Regions from separate parts of the Mus musculus genome. Here all the other regions are linked to region 3. The links are chromatin loops, found by intact Hi-C in ENCODE. Cell type or tissue: left cerebral cortex. All regions are shown on one strand. Region 1 holds the start of Gbe1 (glucan (1,4-alpha-), branching enzyme 1). Region 2 has its middle 42 kb from the start of Gm36766. Region 3 overlaps Gbe1 (glucan (1,4-alpha-), branching enzyme 1).

Region 1 (8,000 bases), 260 kb before region 3:
CCAGCTCCCCATTCTGAATTTTAAACAAAGCTTATTTCTTGCAATGTGACTCACTGTGTCACAGTGGGACACAGGAGTATGTGATTGGTGTAGGTGCCCTGGAAGAAGAGAAATTGGAGCAATGCCGCCAGCACTCCTTGATATGAAGACTGTATAAACTGAGGCAGTAGGAAGTCAGCCATTCTCTGATGGACTGCGTCGTGGAAGCTATTACAGACAGGAGCTACTGCAGACAGCGGAGTTTCCCAGGAATGCCAAGAAATGGGAGATTACTGGGGATGGGCAAGGATTATTCGGGGAAATGGACAGTGAGAGGAGAGGTTTGCTGCTTCCTTCAAAAGGCCTGATAGGACTTTGCTTACAGTACAGTCGAGGAGTTATCTGAGGAGGGATTTTAGGACTGAGATGAGGATTTAGTGGCTTTGCTGAACTCCCATGATGGAAACTATCTTTAAGGGGCAAGAGAGGTTGGGATAGATAAGAATGATTTAGACTATCAAGTAAATCAGGTTTTTAAACTGCTAACGAATCAAAAAGAAAGAAAAGAAGGGGAAAGGAGACAAAAAAGGGTCTACTTAGGTCACCCAATGGCAAACAAGACGTTTTTTTCTAGCTGCAGTACCTAAGGGGGAAAACTAGTAGGGGTCTAAACAATGAGAAAACTGTGCAGGAGAAAGTACATCTTGTCATATGGTGTACAATCATTTCTCAAGCATGTGCTATACACAGTTTTACTCTGCAAGAAAGTTTATTGGGAGTAAAGACCTCTCACCCACACCTGAACCTTTTTCAGCAGCCAAATGTGGCTGATGGAGAGGTAAAGGCCACGGTTTGGGCCCAGAGACTGCTCAATCTAGGAATCTGGCTTGAACTACAGGTCTAGCAGGTAAGAACACAGCCCTGCTTCGCCCTTTCCCTCCAGGCAGGTCCCCAGAATGCAAACCTGCCCTATCTGACTTTCCAGGGGTGGAGAAGTATAAACAGGGTCATTAAGGCAGTGCCCTAGGATGAGAAAGCACGGCAGCTCGTGGAGCATGATTGTTGATTATAATATTATATAATATTGTTGATTATAATAAGGTAGAACTATCCATGCTGCTGTCTCCAACATAGCCTTATGTATTTATATATTGTCCTTTTTCAGAAAGTGATTGATAAGAATGTTGAGGTCTTGTCATGCTGTATTGGGCATGTCTCATGCATTATTTTAGTATTTCCTTAGTTGTTAAATCCTAAGGCCAATGTGCAGTCTCTAGAAAAGGATGGAACTTCAGAGATAAAGTTCACCCTTTGTGAAAACATTTCCTTGTACAATGCTAGCCTTTGGGTTCCATGCAGCTTTGGAGAAGCATCTGGGAGGATAACAAAAGGTATAGAGCGCAAATAAGGGCAACCTGTGCAGGCAGAAAAAGCCTCCCAACTAGAAAAGTATCAAATAAAATCAGAGCGCCAGAGATTGGCTATCCCTGTTGGCTAGAGACATCTTAGGATTGGCAAACCGAAAGGGTCCTTGCAATGTTGTACGCTGCATGTTGAAACTAGACAGGAAGTTCTTATTGCTGAAGACACCACATAGTTGTTGTATGACTTGGAGAAATCAGCCTGAGGCTAGGCTATAGTCCCTCCCACCCCCAGTCATTTGTAGTGCCAGAAGGCAGGAGATAGTTACTGGAAAAAACAAAAAACAAAAAAAAAACAACTGTCTTTAATATTTTTAGGCTAGACCTTGCATGCCATGCTACCAGCACACTGGTGTCATAAGGGCAGGACTGATGGGTGCAAGCACCTGTTTTCCTACTGAACTTGAGACTTACTTCCTAAGAAGGAACGGATCTGGTAATATAAACAAGGGCAAAGCCAGTGGCTGGGGAGGTGACAAGGGTTAGGATGGGCAGTAACTGAAACGATTTCTGTTCATCTACATCATCAAGTTTGTGGTGCTCTACTGCAGCACCTCTGCAAAGCTTTAAAAAAAAATCTAAATCACTTCTGCATTCCTTGGGCATTTATCATGAATTCCACATCTTCACTCCATCATCCTCTCAATCTTAGTTCATCACCTTCTCTCTTTGGTATCACTGCTGTCTCCTAATTCTCTACTTTCTGTTCTTCCGAACCATTTGGATGAGAGAGGTTTTTTTTTTTTTTTTTTCATTTTAAATAGTTCAAATGTTTTGTATTTGTTTGCTTTACATCTCAATACCAACCTCCATTTCTCCCAGTACCCTCTCACACAGACCCTCCTCCCTTCCTCCTCGGAGAAAGGGGAGCCTGTATCCTGGGTATCACCCTCCACCCTGGCTCATCAAGTCACTGCAGGATTGGATGCATCCTTGGGGAGGGTATTTCAGACCCTCAGTTTTCTCCTCAAATCCCTCTAACTGTAGATCTGCGAGAGCAAACAGGTCCTCGGCACTTGCTCCGTTCCTGGTACTCTGCTTCTCTGGACACCACTGAGGCTAGTTTCCTCTCCCTCCTTCCCTGTATTCCTCTCTGTCCTGAATACCTCAATTCCCCATTTCAGAAACACTTTGCCTAGACGGCTATTCCTCCATGGCTGTGTCTTATTGCGGTACAACCTAAATGCCAGCAGCAAATGGGATTGCTTGGGCACCAGAAATAAAAGAGGCGCATTTGATCAATAATAATAATTCCAGTGTTCCAGCTCCACCCGAAATGGACTTATGTGATAATTACGACAGTGGAACTTAAAATCCCATTTAGCTGTGCTATGTGGGCAAGAGGCTGGTGTATGAAAGTTGAGGTAAACTGGGTTCCTGCTCTTATAAAGCTTGCCTTTTAAAGATTAACAAAGAGCTTACATTGTGTTTACTGTAGCATAGAAGAGAATGGGGCTTTTAAGACCAGAGATCTCAATGATGGCTGGAAAGAAAGTAGCCACAGAGAAGCTAAGGAAGAGAATTCCCAAAAAGAGTAGCAATTGCAGTGCTCACAGAATTCTGTCAGATCCTGAAAGGGCCATGCCACTACAGTACAAGGGAACTGGATAGTGAAGGTAGTGACTACAGGTTGTTTAAGTGTTTTAAGGAAAGCCACGTTTATATTTCACACTTAAGTGAAACGTCATGCCATTTAAATTTTTACTGAGATTATTTGATGTGTACTATAGAGTTTAGCTATTCTAATTATGTAAAACTGGCAGCATCAGTATCTCTTGAACGTAGTTAAAAATATATTCTGGTACATGGACCCCAAACTCAGAATGCACATTTTCACTAGGTGACTCATATCAAGGTCACATTGGGAAATACTGGTACAGGGAGTGGGTAAAAATGGTAATTTATGGGTGATTATCAGTCTGTATAAAAGTGATAAAAGCTGATTTTAGGTAGTGTTTATTCAGGAAAACTTTATTTTTATTTTCTCACCCCTTCCCTTTTCCCTTCCTAATCAGTGCTTTGGTTTTACCTTAACAGGTGAACGCTTATGCTATGAAGAAGATAGTTGGTTCAGGTTTCTTAGTCAGCCAAGTGGAAATTTCAGTGTGAAGTGATGAAAATTTAGAGTTATGAAAGTAAAAAATGAAGTTACAGAATTGGGTGTCTACTAGGTACTTTATTTCTGGGTTCAAGCCCCCCCCCATTTGTAGATATATATATACCTTTATCTAAGACCTTTAGCTATTCACATCGAAGTGAATATTTTTCTTTCTTAAGTTCATCACAAACCCTGTTTTAAATGTTTATATCCCAAGGCTGGTCAATACTGTTCCTTCTTCCTAGACGCTAAGATTTTACTACACTTGATCTTAGCCAAAAGGCCGAGAAGCGATAGGATTTTACATTTCCAGATTTCAACTGAGAAAATTATACTCAAGCCTGTCCAGTTTTGAGGTGCAAAGTAACTTGCAGCCTCCTGAGTAGCAGCGTCCATTTCTCCTTGTGTCAAAATCTGTATTCTTAAAAAAAAATTTTTTTGTATGTCTGTGTATCAGTATATATGTGGCAGGGTGGAAAATATTTGAAAGTTGGTTTCCTCTTTCCAGACCGTGGGTTCTGGGAATATAATTCCAGTTATATGCCTTGTGGCAAGCACTTTTTACCTAGTGAGCCATCATGGCATCAAGCCCCCATTCTGTATTCTTGCAAAGGAACCACTGGACAGAAAGGACACAGGGTAGTTATACTTGGGAGCTTGGCCAGAAAAGTTTTTGCTTCATCACTGTGATTAAGCAGGAGAGTGCAGTCCACTTTAATGATGTTCTCCCAGTCATGTCTCATCAAAGACAGTTTGGTTGGTGAAACACAAATGCCTGATTTCAGTACAGGGAACCAGGAAAGTTCTTGTTCTTACTGTGACTTCAGGGACCTGGCTGGCTATCCATGCTTATCTATGCAAAAATCTTTAAAGACTCTCTTGGTTAAACTCTTGAGACACATTAAGGTTAGGGCCGTAGGGTTGTTAAATGACATTAAGATTCTAAATAGTTTCGCGTTGTCGACTTTTAACCGTGGTCCAGGTGAATTTCCCACTTTTTGAAAACCATCGCCCTAGGAAAAACAAAACTCAGAAATGAGAGCAGGTGTTTGAGGAGAGGTGACCACCGGGCAGGAAGGGGAAGGGACAGGGACTGGTGAGACCCGCCTCCCGGTGGCCAGCCAGCACAGTTCAGGGCTCCAGGGGCCGGCCCCGTGAGTGGGCGGGGGCCCGCGCTGAGGACGTGTGTCCCGGGCTCACCCTGGCCCGCTCCGCCGCTATAAAGGGCAAGTCCCCGGCGGCTCGCCTAGGCTCGCCCGGCTCCGCCCTGCCGCTCGCACTCCACTCGGCCCACTCGACCCTCTCGGGCCTCGGCTACTCGGGCTGCTGCGGCGAAGATGGCGGCGCCGGCGGCTCCTGCGGCAGGGGAAACGGGCCCCGATGCTCGTCTGGAGGCCGCCTTGGCCGACGTGCCGGAGCTGGCCCGACTCCTGGAGATTGACCCGTACCTGAAGCCCTTCGCCGCGGACTTCCAGCGCAGGTACCCGGGGGAACCCCTCCACCGCCCTCCGCCTGCGGCCGGCCTTCCCGCGTGCGCGCGCGCGCCGCCCGACTCCCCCCTCTCCGCGCGGCCCCGCCCCCTCGCACGCCAATCATGCGGTGGGCGTGGCTCCGGCTTCCCGGGGGAGTTCCTGAACTTTTCTGCTGCACGTCCGCCCCGTGCTCGCTCACTTGCTCGCAGTCCCTGGCCGCGCGTCCTCCCCTACGTGCTGGGACAGGCAGCGCTGCAGCCACGCAGCGGCTTCCGGGACTCACAGGCCACCCCCCTCTGGTCCTGGGAGTTGCAGTGGTCGTGACCCAGGGCGTGTGTGATTTTGCTTTTCCAACTTTGTAGTCTACTTCCGAGCAGCGTTTGTGCAGTCTTTCAGGCAGTCTTTCAACATCTTGCACCCTCCTGTTTGCTCTTGTGAGTTCATTAATCTGCGTTTCACTTTAATCGTTGGTCAGATCTCTTCTCCCTTAAACCAACATCGAAGAGCGACCTTTGCGGGTGTTTGACCTTAGCTTCCAGGAGAGTTAACAGGGCATGGATGGCTTAACTTGCAGAGCCCAATTCAAAAAGTATAACTCCTCTCCCACCAGGCTTCCCACTTATCAGAAATTTATAATTGCAATCTGCTCAGGTTAAGATTGAAAATTAAAGTAGCTAGTATATAAATTAGAGTAGTTATGAGTCGATTGCAAGTATTTTGCTGCAGTCATATTTGTCATACTAGTTTCTTCTTTAAAGCCTAGATACTACAAAAATCAAAACTACCTTGGCACCAGTCAATTTGTCATATTTGTCATACTAGTTTCTTCTTTAAAGCCTAGATACTACAAAAATCAAAACTACCTTGGCACCAGTCGATAGACTCTTTTTTAATCATAGAAAACATAGAACTAGTTGGTGGCATTGGTGATTATGAACATGGGTTGATGTGACTTGAAAACACAAAGACCCTTAAAGCTCAACGACCTAGCTTTGTCATGTTATTAAATGTATTCACTTAAGTCACTTTCTAGAAAACCAATATTCTCAGATTCTAAAACAGTAGGCATTATAAACTGCTCATTCCAGAGTTTACATATCCTAATACAGGAACCCTCCTTACAGCAGCCAGCTGGGCTGATCCTCACTTACAGTACTTAGTCGTGACTTTAAATTAAGTACTGGGGAGGAGTCTGGCAACTTTTCACTCAGAAGATGCAAGCCTGAGTCCCCTGAGATAATTAGCACGTACTCCTGAAAGCTAAAAGACTTGAGCAGATTTTGGAATAAGTGATTTTTAGAACAAAAGCAAATATTTTATCTATTTTTTCTCTTTTTGTATGAAATATACTTACATGTTTATTTACATATTTTCACCACATTTTTTTTGAATATAAAAATCATTTTGTTATAATGAGCACACAAATTACAACAGAAGGTGATTAATGTCGAGTTTTTTTTTTTTTTTTTTTGAGGTGTTTATTTTTATTATGGCTCTATTTGTGTGATTTATAAACTAACCTGTAAGAAATTTCAAAAGCAAGAGTTGTGGAAATATTTTGCCTGTGTCCTGTTTCCAGTTTCCACTGGCCACAGGCAGACAAACACCATTTATTCTCTTCTTTTGTGTGTATGTGTGTACTTCATATTCAACTCCACTGGGATTGAAGCAATTATAGTCATCTTTCATGGTTTGTCAAAATTAATGAGAGGGACAAAGGGCAGAATAAAGAAGGGAGGGAATCCAGTGTTCTTGGTGAAAAGTCTGGCCCAGCGGGTCCTTATGTGCTTCTCTGTGACCTGGATTCTACTTCTGCCCTTGGTCCTGGATAATTGCTATTTTCCAGCACACATGTTCCATTTAGGCATGTCAAACAGTAATTTGGCATCTGGCAGTGGTGACTTGTATTGTTAACTGGTAGAGAATAAAAACTTTTTCATAGTGTCGTCATGGTCATTGATTGCTGTGGCTGGAATGTGTCCTTTGCAAATTTCAGGTGCGACAAGTGTGCTGTAGAAAGAGCCTTTAGGACATGACTAGGCCATAAGGGTTCCTCATGAGGGTTCATCTTTGGGCAGTGGACAATGGTCTAATCAAAAAAGGGACTTGCGACATCCATGACAGAGGAGGGGGATAGGGCTTGTCAGAGTGAGAAGATGGGGAGCCATACTGTAAAAGTCTGTCTTTGGAAATGACTTTTCTATGGCTATCATGTACACACAGCATCTGTGACCACTCGGACAGGATAGGCATATATTCACTCACCCCAGTAAGAGGGGACTGAGATGGAAATAGGAAGGGAAAGAGGTCATGGGGGATGGGAGGGGGACGGAGAAGGCCATGGAGGACAAATGCTCTAGCCACACACTGTATACAAATAAGAAACTTTTAAACAATTAAAAACTAAGTAAAAATTAAAAAATTCCCAGTTTAGGCTACTTTGCCCCCTTTCCCTTTTGCTTTGGGAGGACATTTCGCTTCCATTCTCTCATGAGGGCAGTAACAGGGTGCTTGCCATTTCACTTCACAGCTTCACCCATGGGCATCTTGTTAGACTCCTCAGACTCTCAAACTCTGAGGAGCTACGTTTTTATTTTTAATAAACCATCTATCTTGAGTATGCTGTTGAAGCCACGATAATAGTATATCTTATTTTTGACTTGTTTTTAAGTAACCTACTTGTGCCGAGTGTCCTTGGGCCTAACATGACTAGACAACCCATTTAGTTGCAAGGCGTGCTTATTAAATACTGCAGAAAATTTGAGGCGCAGTTATCAATGTGTAAGAGTGGTGAGAGGGAGGCATTTTCTTCTCATTGATGGGCTCTCGATTTCTTTCCTCCTCAAAATTGCTCCATTTGGAATTTTGTTGTGAGGGTTCCTTTTGTCTTCTGTGAGAATTCCAAATCTAGAATTGTATCTTGACGGGGGGGGGGGGGGGTTCCTCCGTCACGAATGAGTTAAAGCCCTTATAGTGGTAGACAGACAGCTTGGAGCCTTGGTTAAGGAGGCATCTTTCTTGGGACTTAAC
Region 2 (8,000 bases), 390 kb before region 3:
GTGCCACACAGCCTCTAATTCTCTTCTGCTCTCCCGTCATCCTCATCTGCTTTCTCCGCCGCTTTCTGTACACACCGTAAATCTGCAACTATTCAAACAGAGGAAACACCATAGCCTCTGCCTAATGGAAGGCTTCATTTAAGAAGGTGCTGAAAAGTTCTTAAAAAAACAAAAAACAAAACTACAAAATCATGCCGAGGAAAGACAGTGAACATAAGCTGGAAGACCTCTAGGTGCGAGCTGTCCTCATACAGCCCTTTGCCAAGTTCGTTGCTCTCTGTTCAGTTCTGCCAAGAAACGCTCAATTCTCTGCTCTTCCAAAAGCCAAAATACATATGTTGTGTTTTAAATAATTATGCCACAAAACAACAAAATGCCCATGAAATCAGGGTGTTTTTTTTTCCCATTAACTCGGTGCCTAATTGAGTCTCTTTTCATCCATTTAAAGGTTTTTACATAAGGCTCGTCTGTCTAAAGCATATTTTGTGCTCTCTCAGACCAACTTGTCTTTACAACAACAAATGCCATTTTGTTCCACTGAAGATGGCTTCTTGCCTGTGTATAAAGAGAAGACCTGGAAATGAAACATCTGGTTCTAAAAACTAAATTGACCATCGCATGTTTGAATGCAATGATATTGCTTTCATGAGAAAAGAAAAGAAAAATATTTAACATGTAATAAACTTTTCAGAGTTAGAAAAGTCAATATACTAAAGAAATGAATATAATTTTCTATTTTCCTTTTCAATTTTCAAAATGTGCTATTTTTATTTCATTTTTAGTGTGATTGCACAGAATAAAATTGACATTTCCCTTAAAGTTTATATTCATTTCTCCATCCTGAAAAGACTCTTGAACTTTAAAGTTGACCTCTAGTTTTTGCAATATATAGCAATTCCTTTCCAATGTAAAATCACAAGTAAAGATTTAAAACAGAAATAAATGATAGATGGCAAAATCACATTGTATTTTTTTAATTTAGCATACCTAATATGCTCAGATAGAAACACTGCCTGAAACACTGTAATTAATTATCACAAGAGTTTTGTTGGCTGTTACCAAAAATCATCAGTATGGCAAGAATTTTCTCATAGCAAAATTCAAGTAATTTTTTTAGTTTTTACTTATAATAGTTATTAATATATCTCATGAGAGAATATATCTCATGTGGTGAATGCACTAACATGTATAGGAACAGGGACAGCGTGAACGTCCAGCTCTCTAATGATGATCCACAAGAAGTTGAAGTTTTGTTACCTTCAGAAAAGAATTAAAAATTATCCTTCCGTGTGTGTTTTCATTCAGAAAGAAAACAGATTATTTAAAGAGCTAGACTCAGTTGCTGGCCATTATGATTAGCAACAAATGAAACTGTCCAAGTTTCTACAGTAGCAGAACCTTGTGTCTGACAACATACGGAAGCAAGCCAATGTCAGCTATTATTTTATGCACTAAGCTCACAATCCAGGAACAAGGTTTGGTTTATACAAAATTAGATTGTCAATTGATCTGTAAACTGTACAATTCTTCTACTTACTACTTGGTCATTTGTGTCTCTGGCATAGGACCAATGGAATTTAGGCACAGTTTATGGTTTTCAAAACAGAGTGAAATTATCTAACATTAATCTCTAGGGTGATTGGATCTAGCTCTACATACCTTAAATGATAGAACTGAAAATAGGATTTGTATATATGAGGCTTAAGAATTTGGACATAGGAAGGAAAATACATAATGACATCTCATCAGCATGAATGTATAGAGAACAGAAAACTAACAAACTGGATCATGAAGCTGCACTTGAAGCTAAGCCTTTAATATAACCCAACAAAGACAACACTTAAGTAATTGACTAAATGTATAGCATTAAAATAAGAGTAAAAAAAAAAACAGTAACTAATTACACTTTCAAAATACTGTCATGAACTTAAAAATAATTAAATGCTATGATTTGATTTTTTAGGACACAGAAATAGCAACTTCACACTCACTGCTATGATTTATTATACTTGTAGTTAACAAAACATGCTAATAGGGCAAAGATTACTCATTCAGACAAAGGCTAATTATCTTCACCAATTAAAATATATAAAGTAGACAGCAACTGTAATCTATTTCCAGCCATTAGGACCAAAACTTGTTAGCTTCTCCTGAGTGAAAAACCATCATTCCACAATAGTCCACCTAGAGTAGAGACCCGGGACCCACACCAGCTGAGCTGGTGACTGCTGTACTGCTTATGTGACCTTTGTCAAAGTTAATTGTGGGGCCAGGGACCCATAGGACCAGGAGAGGCAGGTTTAGAGCAATAGTAGTGTCAGGGTATGATCAAACCCTGGAAATATATCCTCCTGAGATCATCAAGAGTGGAATTCCTCCTCCACACCCTACAGCCCCCCACTTCCCATTTTCCCTAGCCTGCCTGGATCTTGCACTTCCTGGCTACCATCGCCTCTGTTTTCTGGTCTGGTCTTACACTTCCTGACTACATAGGCCCATGCTCCCCACCTTTGCCTCCTCAGAGGAGGTCAAGTAGCTGGGAGCCGGTTAAAACTTCCTCTCCTTTTATAAGGTCATGTCCAGGAGCAGCTGGAATTCTTCCTCATGCAAGTGAAAGAACTCTAGCACTCTGGCCCTGTCTACACTCATCCCAGTAGCCCCTACTCCACCACCCCCACCCCCAGGTTTAAAGAGCCTTTGTCCCCCTCCTCCCAATAAACCGAAGCAACTCTCCAAAGCTGTTTGCAGGTGTATTCTTTGCCCACGCACTCACCACAGACCAAGATCCTGCCTGCACCCACATACCTGACTAAGCTAAACTTCTCTCCCTCCACTCCAGCCTGGTCTGCAACAGGCCAGATACCGCGAGGGAGAAACAGACACAGACCTGCAGTTTGTGGCTTTTATTTGCCACAGGGCCACTCATCCAGAAAGTAGGAATGACAGCAGGTTTTCAAAGGGGTTCAAAGAGTTGATAGAACTATTCCTGATGGATGGGCTAAAAAAGAGCTCAATGGTGGAACACTGTCCGTTTTTATATAGGCAGGTTTTTTTTAAAAACAGTGTACTTTTCTTCTACTATTTGGTATTTTTAAAGTCAGGGTTGGAAAACGAGCAAAGTGGGCTGCAGAGATGGCTCCGTGGATAAAATGTTTTCTGTGCAGGCGTGAGAACCAGATTGAGAGTCCCCAGAGTCAGCGGCAACACGAATTGCCATCCTGGCATACCTGTGGTGAGAAGAAAAGGAGCTAGAGAAATCTCCGGAATCTGACGGGCCACTTAGTGTGGCACAGAGAGGTGACCAACAAGTGACCCTACCTCCAACAAAGTGGAAAGCGAGGACCGAAAACTGAAATTGTTCTCTGCGCACCACACACTCACAGCGGCATGTAATTATTCTTAAACACACACACCGTCACACGCATACACATGCATGTACACATACACACGGGCACACGCATGCACATGCACGTACACATACACGCGCACGTGTGCGGGCGTGTGTGCGTTCACAAATACACACATAGACCGTAAACAAACATGAATGAAAATGTTTATTAAAAAAAATAATATGCTTGACGCAACTCTTTCCTTGGGGTTAACAGCATTCAACCTATCAATTCCCGAGGCATTAGATTGGCAAGGATGCAAAGGAAGAAACGAGACAACTTCCAGTCATCCCCTGCATCTTCTTGCAGATGACTCGATCTGGGGAAACATTTCCTTTGTTTCAAACACAAACCAGACTACCAAGATTACATTCGGATTCCTTATCCTATTCCTTATTCCTTATTCCTTAACTCAAGCCTATTCCTATTCCTTATTCCTATTCCTATTCCTTAACTCAAGCCTATTCCTATTCCTTATATCCTATTCCTATTCCTTATATCCTATTCCTTATTCCTTAACTCAAGCCGTTGCAGCTTCATGTTCTTTTGCACTATTTCCTAGTGTTTACTCTCCATCACTGAACCAGTTTTGATTGCACCCCATGTTCTCATTCCCGTGTTTCCCCATCCGTTTTCTGTTCAAGTGTCCTCCCTTGCTGTGCTCTGAGCATAAAAGGTTTGAGCACCCACTGTTTGAGGTCCAAGTCAAGGGTTTGCATTCTGTAATGACTGCCCTGAGCTACTCAGCCCCTTGTTGCCAGGGCGTGGAGGATTTGACCAACAATCAAGTCCTCGTGCCTAGCTTTCCTATGATCTGTCATGCACTGTGAGTCACCGCATGTTGATTGCATATTGATTTTGTTTGGAAGAATCAGATAATATTTTTTTTTTTTTATTTTAAATGCAAGATATTGGAAGAACTTTTGGGGAAAAGGCAGAAAAGCCTCTAGCTCATGACAGAAAACCTGGAACGAGTGCCAAAATAAGAGCATGTAGATGCTCACCGGGCATGCTGTGTAAGAGAGAGCGTGACAAGCCTAACTGCGGAGGTCGGCATGAGGACAGGGACTATTTATGATGACATGAGGTGTGACAGCCGCTACCCTGAATGGGATTAGTGATTTTGGACCAAAGGCACAGGAAGTCACGTGTTTAAATGAGAAAATGTGAACTCACCAAACATCCTATCTGCCAAATCTTTCATTTTGAACTTTCTAGTTTTAAGACAAGTTTTCCGTTTGATTTGGTTTTGTTTTTGTTTGTTAGTTTGTTTGTTTTTGTTTTGTTTAACTAAACCAAGTAATTTATCATACATTATAAGAACATTGACTGTTGCCCCTGCCCCATGAAATCTCCACACCTTTGAGAGATGTTCCGATAATAGAAATAGAAGCTAGCCCAGTTATTAATCCATGCATGCCTCTTACCGGTCACTGCACTGGTTTTTACTTCCTGTAAAAAATGCTTGCAAAATTAGAATTGAACAGACATAATCATTAAGATTCCAAAGATCCACTGTCCTTCACCAGAATCCATTTAACTTTGTAAGATGAGTAGACAAGTCACCACGGATATAGCTTTCAAGTTAGTGATGCAGACACCAATACACAGAATCTTAATTAGGACCAGGGACTTGTGTTGCTTGCTACCTTAGTAAAAAAAACAAAGTCTGGGGTTTGGCACTACCACATCCTATTCTATACAATCGCCTTCACTGCAAGGTGTTCAGAGAATAAATGTGGCTATTTCACCAACATGTAGCAACTGACCAAGGTTTAATATTGAAATCTGGTTTTCCTGTGTAGCCATAGCGTTGAAGCACTACCCCATCTGGTGTTTCTCTCTCTCTCTCTCTCTCTCTCTCTCTCTCTCTCTCTCTCTCTCTCTCCCCCCCCCCCCCGTTTGTGTATCTCACTCGGCTGTGTAACAAATGTTCATAGGCCAAGCCATCCTCTTTTCAATTCCTATCCTGGCTGGACAGAGTGGCACAGGCCTGAAATCCTAGCATTTAAAAAGCTGAGGCAGGAGGGTTATGAGTTTGAGGCCAGTCTGCATTATATATAGTAACATGGCCTTGCTTTAAGTTACAATAAAACACGAGTAAACCTGTCCACTAAACACATAACAACATGTTTCTCTCTTTAAGTTGTTGAAGAGTTGGACTATATCAGTCCTTATCCATTTTGTACAGCATTTTGTTTGTTCTGATTTAATTTGGTTTTTACTTTCTCAAAATATAGCATAGCTATCTTGAAATGATGGGGTGATTATTAATATTTTGACTAGTTCCAATAATATGAAGAATGTGTTTTTCTTAGAATTATATATACATTATCCTTTGATAAGGCTACTAATAATAGTAACAAATACTTGCATAGCATATTTATATGTCAGGCAGTGTTGTGTATATCAATGCACTTAATTTTTAAAATAAATCTTTGAAGTACATGTGCACTATGGTTATTACATTTATAGATTAAAAATTACACAATAAATATCTAATAAAATATACAAGTAATTTGCCTCGCCCACTTAATTACTCGGTGGCTATGTTTAGATGCTGAGATTAAACAGATGCAATATGAGCAGAGCAACAGTGCTCAAAGCCAACACATCCAAATAACTCCCAACCCCACATCCAGTATGCTATATTCCTCTTTATATGATCCTTTATTTATTTTCCACAAATTTCCTTGCACAATTGTTGTGCTAAAAATGTACTGTAACAGACAAGTCTTTGAAAATATCAACATAATTTATCTTTGAATTTTTGTGATCAACACGATATCACAATCATATTGAAAGTAGTTGATTGCACTTGTTAAGCTGATCAGACAATTATGCTCATGGGAAATGCAGTGGGACTCACAGGGACTGTACTGGGACTGGTATTCTTGGCAGGAACGGACACATTAGGATAAAAGCAGCTCTGAAAGGTACAGGGCTGTTAATGATCAACGAGAAAATCACAACCTGCCACGCAGAGACTCCCACTTCCATAGTTTAGCCGTTTATACAATGTGATGGCTACCATTCTTAAACCAGCAAATAAAAATATCAGTCTTAGTCATGAGAAACGAGTAAGACTATTTGAAGATGCAAGGAAGTTTACTACTGATATCATCTAAAGTGGAAACCCTTGTTTTAAAGTTTCTCTACCTAAAAGTATATTATATAATGAAGCAAAAGAGGAATAAATATCGATCACATAGATGCCAGGATAAAAAGCAAAAATGTAAATATAAGCTAATTTATATACAGTATAACACTCATATCCACGTGTTTTCTATTCATTTAACCAATCATGAAACAAACATTTGGGGAAATAGGAGAATTTCTTTTTTTAAAAAAAAAGAAACAATTAATTTTCTGCCTGCTGAACAGAAAGCTGAGTCCACAGGAGAGAAGCTCACGTGGGCAGGCCTCTCTGCATCACAGCATCGCACGCATCCTGAGGCTCTCTGAAGCTTGAGCATTGACCACCTTGAGAATCCTTCTTGTCCTATGTACTAAGGGCTCTGATCCATACTGAACATATACAGCCTCCTTTCCTTTCCATCAGACCTCGATCAATACTGTTTATAGACTATTTATTCAGCACTGACATTATATTAGATCTTACATGTATTCCAAAGATTATGTAAAGAACACGCAAAGATATATGCAGAGTCTATCTGCAAATGCCACACCATTTTGCAAGAGGAATTTGCACAAATTTTTCTGTCTGTGGAGCTTGTTTATTACCAATGTCACCATACACATTTGTTTCCAGATCTATTATCTGAAGAGTCTGGCATTCAATGATAAACTATTCAAAACAACTAAATTAGAGAACCCTGAAGCACGCACAGAATGCCTTATAAAGATGTCATATTGAGGTTACTATAAGGCTAAGAAATAAGTACTACACATCAGCATTTGCACTGATCCGAGTGATATCTTGAATAGTACTTAACTTATAAACTGTCCTGCTTTCCAAAGTTCAAACTAAAGAACATACCCTTAGCATTGGCATTAGCAATTCATGACACCCAAAAGAATTACACAGATTTCTACTTTAAGGGGTGATTTAAGTGTATGTTGCAGTCTGTGCTGAATGGAACTCCTACATACATTTTTAAATATCATCTCCAAGCAGAAAGGATGCCTTTTTAAGGCACAAAATTTAATTCACAACATTTCTAGATACTAATAGGTTATCATAGCCATATCATTTGGATCAACATAAAAGAAAGAGCATATTTGTAATTCATCAGTGCAATACTTAATGAATTGGAGAAAATCCTGCAGTTATTGGAGCTTTATCTTCTGTGACTGTAGACACAAATTAGCAAAGCATGCTAAGAACATAGGTTGAAACAACACATAGCTGCTGTTGCTCACGATTTCCTGTGCTTGCTACTTACTAGTCACATGGTGTGACGTTGATCAGCGCATCAGTAAGCCTGTGTCTTCCTGTTGGTTTCCCATCTGATGAAATCAAGTAATTAATCTTTGATCTCCTTACAATTACTACTATTTAATTCTACTATAAATTCCCTGCGTCCCTCCCTCTTCTCTTTCTGACGCTGACCATCTTTCCAACCATCAGTTGGAAATGAATAGTTGTGT
Region 3 (8,000 bases):
GCATGTCTTTGACACGATCTATGGAAATGGTCGCTTATTTTAGAAAACAAAAGCACTTAATTCTTAGAGTTTAGTTTCCTTAATATTTCTAAATTAGTGTGTCCTATATAGAATTTTGTATACAATTATATAATATGTAGAATCTAAATATATATGTATATATGCACATATATACACACATATATATTTATATATGCACATATATATGCTACTTTTCTCCAAGCTCTTAATACAAAACAAGAGCGACTTATACCTTTTTCATAAAAAGTACTTGTTAACTAACAAATATATCCAAAAATTAAAATTACCTTAACAGTCACTTTTTAAAAGAAATATATCAACTAAGAGTCCTAACCTATATTTCATTAAAGAATATTTTCATCCCACCAATATTATATCTGAAAGGGCTGTCACTAAGTTTAACAGTTTCTGATATATTTTCAAAATTCTCTGGGTAGCATTATGTCTTTTTTTTTTTTATTTATTTTAAAGTGTTGTCATTGCAACGTTTAGACACCTTGTTTTCCAAAATGATGTAACCAATTTTGGAACTCATTGATGATCCTGAAGAAACTAACACAGGCACGCTGACCTAAAGGCTCACAATGTGGTTTTGAGACACACTAGGGGTTACTGCAGTAATTAAACCTTTCTGAGCTAGCCATAAAAGTGGGTAGAGTGGCATGTATTTGACTCTTAGTAAATGATTTGAATGCCACTTCCTTTGGACCAGGTCACAATGACTGTGACATTCATAGACGTGTGTCACAGCGTCTCTTTTGTTCTTCACTTGAACGTGTAGAAGGCTGAAAGCCTAATCGGATATGTTTTGTAGCACATATGGTCTATAATGTATATGCTAAATCTTTTCTGTATATATATATACCAAGATGTAAGTTATATTTAAACATACCTAAACATTTATGCGTTACTTCTGTCTGTGTCTCTCCTCTTGCCATACAAATCAAAGACATTTTGGAATTTCACTAGTGAGAGGAGAGTTACAGAGACAGTACTGATACCCTGAGTTTTAGCAAAATGCCCAAACCATGTTTCTAATGATCTCATCGTAAGAATCAACACTGATTATCTTCAGCGTTTAGTCTAATCGGCAGTCGTTTCCAAATGACTGAGAAACTTGTTTTACATTCAACGAAATCCAATAACAAAATAAAAGTCAAGAAAATTCATAAATAGCCAGAGTAGGGAAAAAATCACTTGCTTATAGAATTTTTATGCTGTTTATAACACAGTGGCCCCAGAGAAATATAAACACACTGTGGTAATTAACAGTGCGGTAAGAAGTTAATTATATAATATTCCTGTTAAGGATACTATGATTACCAGCTGAAGGGTTTGGAACAGGTAGTATTGTTGTATCTAAGTGTGACTGGAATTGAGGTCATAACATTCCTTAAACACAATGTTCAGCATCAGTTAGAGAGAATTCTCAAAACATTTTAAATCATTTCAATGCCAAAGCGGAAAAGTCAATGCCTATATTGCAATCTTGAAATTCTTATATTCTCTTGTTTCCAAATCTTAAATTTGAACTAGCTAAAATATTAAAGGATACAAAGAAAAGAAGCCCCCTTACAAATGATGCTTACTATTTATATGCTAGTAATACGTCACTATTTATATGCTAGTAATACGTCACTATTTATATGCTAGTAATACGTCACTATGAATCAAGCAGTAGCTACCACAGTTGCCTAGAATCCAGCTAACAGGTTGAGTGGAACTCTTCTGATGTTTCACTGTGCTCTACACTGAGAATAACTGATCATTATTTGTCACCAGCCTGATTCATGTGTCTCATTGCAACTCCTCCAAACTGAATTGGCAGGTCCCTGTGACCCCTATTATGGGACAAATCTTCTCAGGATATTTTTTTTAAATTATCCAATCAGATTTATATAACAATAAGATCACAATTTACAAGATGTCAATACAGTAATTTCAGAGCCAGTTGATAATGATAAAAGTTTTACCCCAATTATTCTAACCTGGTGAAAATCTTAGTTACTTGTAGCAGCTGTTTAAACCCAAGCGGCATCAGGATCTTCTTCCTGTCCGTCTGCTCCATGTTGGCTTCTCCTTCTTCTTCCCCCACTGCCACCTCTCTATCTCTCTCCCCAGCTCCTAGCTCCTGTCTCCTGGAGAGGAATGTAAACTGTCTGCTTTCTGGTGCTAGGTCGAAAACTTGATTGTTCTTTGACGTAAGATTGTTTGTGTGGCAGAGCCTTGTGTCTTACCTACAAGTCAAACTCATATCTACGATCCTAACCCATGGACTACAATCCATGTTACCATGTTACCGTGATCCATATTAGATGTTTACCCTTTAGAGGGACAGAGTGCTTTAAATTTGTTCCATGGAAGCCTAGAGTAGGAAATGAACTTACCTGAAGGTCAGTGCCGTTGTTTCTTCTCCTTTGCTTTGATGGGTTTTCTTTTGTCTGTGACTTCACTATAGACATTTACAATCCCTGGGATTGGAGCTTTTCTTTATCGGCGGAAGACTTCTACCTCACATACGTACAGCTTCCCTTTGTTGGAAGGATTTTCTACATCTTACTTTAATCTGGGTCTTAGCTAAGAAGAATACCTTGGATGAAGTGAATTTCAGGAGCAGTTAAATTCTAATGCGGTTTAAAAGTTAGCAGTCATTAGTTCAATGTGTAAATTATAGGTAAAAAGATTGGGGCATTGAAATGCTTGATGTCCCCACCTGTAATGACTAAGGATGTGATGTTTACCTTTCTCAAAATACTTGATGGCAAACCAGATCGTGACACTGGACTAAGTAGTGGCTATTGGCATTTGTTAAATTTTTAACAGATGAAAATTATTTTCCAAATGACTGTTACATTTAAGGAAGGATGAGAAAATTGCCTCTAGACATTGCATTCATAGCAGAATTTTATTTAAACTACATCTTTTAACATGAGCTATCTTTTAATGTTTAAAACTAGCCAGTTCCATTGGTCTGCCTGACTTTTGCAAGCATAATTGGGATTCTTTACTGTAGATATCTTAGACAAGAAATAGTGAGGTCATTTGCAAAGTTAAACGGCAAATGAGATTATTTTTTGTTTTTCTTCATAAAGCCATGTTTCTTGTCGTTTTTAATTTGGTTGTAAACTATAAGAGACATTTTTAAAGTGTCAAGTGTTTGTGTAGAGGTGAAATAACTGAATATAGTAAAATATTAACAAAGAAATGGAGAGAGGTCTCATAATGACATCAGTGATCTACAATTATTATTTTATTATTTACATTGCTACTTCTTAAGTGTGTTATGTAGAAAATAAATCAGGTCACACAGTTCATTAGTTATAAATTTTATAAAAACTATGTTATGAGTAGTAATTTTAGAGGAATTTTTGGAAGTGTGTTCCTCAAGTAGTTACAATTTTTTTTTTTTTAATGCAGCCATTATTTGGACCCAACTTTCCTAATGGCACCTGATAGCTATGAAAGACCAAGTGATATTTTACCCCCACTTCCTTAAAGTGGTAAGAGGATAGATATCTGGAAAGAGAAAGAAAGAAAGAAAGAAAGAAAGAAAGAAAGAAAGAAAGAAAGAAAGAAAGAAAGAAAGAAAGAAAGAAAGAAAGAAAGAGAAAGAAAGAGAAAGGAAGGAAGGAAGGAAGGAAGGAAGGAAGGAAGGAAGGAAGGAAGAGAGGGAAACGAAATACACAAATTACGTGAAAGGACCCGAAGGAGCCAAACGGCTGTGTGATTTAAATGGAGTGGAGAACATTCAATATGTGGTGGTGTCCTAGGGTAACCTGGCCATCGAGCTACGGATTGCTAAGGCCTGAAAGCTATAGAAACCAGGGAACCAGGGAAAAGTTTAGAGCATAAGATACCTTCCGGACAAGATTCAGAGGCGTTTAGACTCCTATAGCTGTAGTGGGAGTGTGATAGAAACCATAAGGGCAGATCGCAGTAAGATAAGAGTGTGGAAAGCGTATGACCTATCTCAGAGAAAGGGTCCTTTATTTTGTTTGTTTCTTATTTTGTTTTTTCTTTAATTGGGTTAACATTATTGAGTGCCTGACTATTGTATTTATTCTTCCAATTACAACAACGGTGTGAACTGCACGCAGCCCTTGTACACCAACTAATAGTGAGATTTAAGTTTGAGAGCCCTTGACTTCATTCCTGTAAGGAATTGAATCTTTTGTAAATAGTTTGGAGCCCTCTAGTGGTTACTGTTGTAATAGCCCTTGCTGCCAAAACTGCTGAATGAATTTGAGCCTTCCGATGGCTGGTAGAATTCCGTGAATCACTGATTACAGTCCTGTGAGAGACTGCGTGGTATATATGTCACTTTGATTTTACGACAGCTTGTTCAACATTTCTTTTAATTACACCGTTGCGATTGTGTTGACAGGTGTACATTCCAAGCCGAGTGGCTCTCATCCTTCAGAATGTGGATCTGCAAAACTGAAGAGACCTACACTCAGCCCATCTCACGCCGACGTGTTGCCGCTGATCCCCCTCACAGTGTTGATAGCGTGTAAGCTTTGCAAAACACTGCTGTCTAGCCAAAACATCAGGCTGGAACTCAGCGTTGGAATACGCAAACATATAAGTTGCTTATGAAGGATGTGCTTAAAATATTAGCAACGTCTATTTCAAAGCCATCCAAGAAATTAGGATTTGCAAATGAAGTGTAGCACATGATAATTTTTAAATATTACTTTTCTGGCAAAGCATTCGATTCTTTCATTTTAAATTTGAATTATTCATCAGGCATGATTATTTTGGCTGTAGTAAAAATATTTTTTGAGATAGATATTTGGTGGCCTTATTTGTTCTATATCTACTTGTCTTAATGATGAGGTACTGAGTTTGTTTCTTTGCTGTGTTTTTTAATTGTGTTTAGAAATACTGTATTAAACACATAGCACTAATATAAAATGAGAATCTTATAAAAGATGATATAAAAATTCGTATCTGTGCCTCACTTTGCATTAAGTTCTATCTTGTACTCTCCTGTCCGTATACTGTTTCAGTAGACGCTGATATTTCACTCTTCTGAAGACTTGAAGTGGTCATTGTAGCATTTCTGATAATGTCTTTCACTTTCATCAATAAAAAGAAAAATGCCAAATTGCATTGACTAATGTGCTTTTTATTATGCTATTATAAGGAATGATTTCCAAGAAATATTAGTGAGCTTTATCTCAACTCTGATGTGTTCTCCATGTAGAGTCGCATATGTATAATGGAGCAGGCCGCTAATTACCTTTTCTAACCAGTCGAAGCATTGTGTAACCTAAAATCAGAGAAACCAGGCTCCTGGGATGTGGCTCAGTGGCCTAGAGCACTTGTGAAAGCCAGAAGAGCTGTGCTCAGAGGTTGGGGAAGTTATTTGGTGGTTATTCGGTTATTTAATGATGGACTGCATCTGTAGGTGACCTGAGTTTAGTTCCCTGCACCACACTGGGTAGCTCACAGCTGCCTAGAACTCCAGCTACATCGTCTCCAACGTAACTTTCTGCCTTCCAAGATTAATCAAACTCATATGTATAGATCTACATGCAGGCACATATGCATAATTAAAAATAAAACCTTTACCAAGAGATGATGCAAGTTCAAATCCCTAGCACGTCCATTAAAACTCGGACTTACTGTGTACATGGATAGCCCAGGCATTAGGCAAAGATGACAGGCAAATCCCAGGAGCTTGGTGGCTAGTCACCCTTGGCAAAAAGTTGGCTTCATAAATGTGATGCCCGGTCTTAAAAGACAAGGTGGACGGTGATAGAGTAAGGCTCCTAGCATCTTCTTCTGACTTTTTTTTTAATTAGGTATTTTCCTCAATTACATTTCCAATGCTATCCCAAAAGTCCCCCACACCCTCCCTCCCCCCCACTCCCCTACCCACCCATTTCCATTTTTTGGCCCTGGCGTTCCCCTGTACTGGGGCATATAAAGTTTGCCTGACCAATGGGCCTCTCTTTCCAGTGATGGCCGACTAGGCCATCTTTTGATACATATGCAGCTAGAGTCAAGAGCTCTGGGGTACTGGTTAGTTCATAATGTTGTTCCACCTATAGGGTTGCAGATCTCTTTAGCTCCTTGGATACTTTCTCTAGCTCCTCCATTGGGGGCCCTGTGATCCATCCAATAGTTGACTGTGAGCTAGGCCCCGGCCTAGTCTCACAAGAGACAGCTATATCAGGGTCCTTTCAGCAAAATCTTGCTAGTGTATGCAATGGTGTCATCGTTTGGAGGCTAATTATGGGATGGATCCCTGGATATGGCAGTCTCTAGATGGTCCATCCTTTTGTCTCAGCTCCAAACTTTGTCTCTGTAACTCCTTTCATGGGTGTTTGTTTCCAATTCTAAGAAGGAACAAAGTGTCCACACTTTGGTCTTCGTTCTTCTGAACCCAGATGCCCCTCAACAGAGGAATGGATACAAAAGATATGGTACATTTACACAATGGAGTACTACTCAGCTATTAAAAAGAATGAATTTATGAAATTCCTAGGCAAATGGTTGGACCTGGAGGGCATCATCCTGAGTGAGGTAACCCAATCACAAAAGAACTCAAATGAAATGTACTCACTGATAAGTGGATATTAGCCCAGAAACTTAGTATAGCGAGATATAAGGTACAATATTCTTATGAGTTTTATGTGCATGATAACAGACATACTGTCACACACACATATACAATCTATTAACTATGAAGAGCCAACCATATTAATGAATTTGGATACCCAAGTTATTCTAAGTCAGATCCTTTAGCAACTGCATTGACTATCGCAGTCCAAACTCTAAAACTTGCTTTTTTGAATCTCAAATAATTGGTGTGTATTTTATGCACCACAAATAATGATGCATTTCTGAGAAATGTGTTGTCTTTTTCATTTTTATTAATATCCATTCTTTGTTTCTATTTCGTTTTAACCTGATTATTCATAATTAGTAAAAAATTTGCTTGGAAATGGGGAGAGGGGGATTAAATGGGATCAAAATTTACTGTGCATAGATGAAATTCACAAAAACCAGCCTTATCATATTTAAGAATTTTTTAAACTTAGTAATGAATAGGTCATAGACTTGCTGTTGCATCTAAACCTGTATATTAGCCATTATTCTTGAATAGCCAACTTTGAGTAAAGCTTTGGAGATCTAGGTCTCAAACATGTTACTTGTCTTCATTTGAAATAGTATAATAGCTTGGTTTCCTAAGACTCAACCTGGCCAGTTAATATTGGTGCACACAGGGAATCTTGACTGAGGCTGTCTGGTGATTTTCCATTATACAATTGCATTAGTGTCTGTGTCACCCTGGTTTGTGTTCTGAATTCACCAGGGATGATAGTATGATGTGCAATGATGACATCCCCTGGAGGGCTATCAAAATCATTACAGTTGTCTTGGTTGTCTATAAGGAGAGATGGCTCTTTGCATCAGGAATGGTATGTGTGTGCCTCTGCATGTGCATGCGCACACATCCCAGTGTGGATGCACATCCATGTGTATGGATGCAAAGGCTAGAATACATCCTGGGATATATTTCATCAGAAGACACCCTTTACAGGATCTGTCACAGCTTAGCACACCACTAAGTAGGCTAGACAGGTTGACCAGTAAACCCCCAGAGACTTATGTGTCTCTGCCTTCCTAAAGCATAAGCCACCACACCCATAAATTCCAGGGACTGAAACCAAGTAAACCCTCCTGCAACTGAGTCCTATCTGCAGACCTTGGGTTTGCAGGGCGTGTTATTTGTTTTCGTTTGGTTTGCTTTTTTTATCCATTGATAATTTTTCTCTCTTTTTTTTTCCTTTTATTGGATATTTTCTTTATTTACATTTCAAGTGTTATCCCCTTTCCAGGTTTCCCCTCCCCTCCAGAAACTCTCTATGCTATCCCCCCTTCCTTGCCTCTAAGAGGATGCTCACCCACCCACCCCCACCTTCCTGCCCTGGTAATCTCCTACCCTGGGGCATTGAACCCTCACAGGA

Evidence for each region. Peaks named below come from ENCODE experiments on the same cell type or tissue, not always from the same donor. Only the 100,000 strongest peaks of a DNase experiment are listed, where the experiment ranks them.
Region 1: a loop joins it to region 3, with 4 times the contacts of the local background. A loop is called at or near these places in 10 of 42 quality-filtered maps.
Region 2: a loop joins it to region 3, with 2.1 times the contacts of the local background. A loop is called at or near these places in 2 of 42 quality-filtered maps.

Annotation. Positions count from the first base shown.
Region 1 is chr16:70,309,318-70,317,317 of GRCm38, forward strand. Gbe1 (glucan (1,4-alpha-), branching enzyme 1) reads left to right here and starts at 4,632. Exons shown (of 16, transcript NM_028803.4): 1 at 4,632-4,978. The coding sequence starts at 4,836. In left cerebral cortex, a CTCF peak has its summit at 4,613; DNase peaks (open chromatin) are centred at 4,763 and 5,097; H3K4me3 peaks cover 1,616 bases; H3K27ac peaks cover 1,203 bases.
Region 2 is chr16:70,178,904-70,186,903 of GRCm38, forward strand. No RefSeq gene overlaps it. Among named protein-coding and RNA genes, the nearest start is that of Gm36766, 42 kb to the right of the region's middle. In left cerebral cortex, no CTCF peak of the experiment used is centred here; a DNase peak (open chromatin) is centred at 3,129.
Region 3 is chr16:70,564,584-70,572,583 of GRCm38, forward strand. It overlaps Gbe1 (glucan (1,4-alpha-), branching enzyme 1), which reads left to right. Exons shown (of 16, transcript NM_028803.4): 16 at 4,406-5,137. The coding sequence ends at 4,462. Among named protein-coding and RNA genes, the nearest start is that of D16Ertd519e, 48 kb to the right of the region's middle. In left cerebral cortex, a CTCF peak has its summit at 4,223 (motif pointing left); a DNase peak (open chromatin) is centred at 4,243; H3K4me3 peaks cover 393 bases.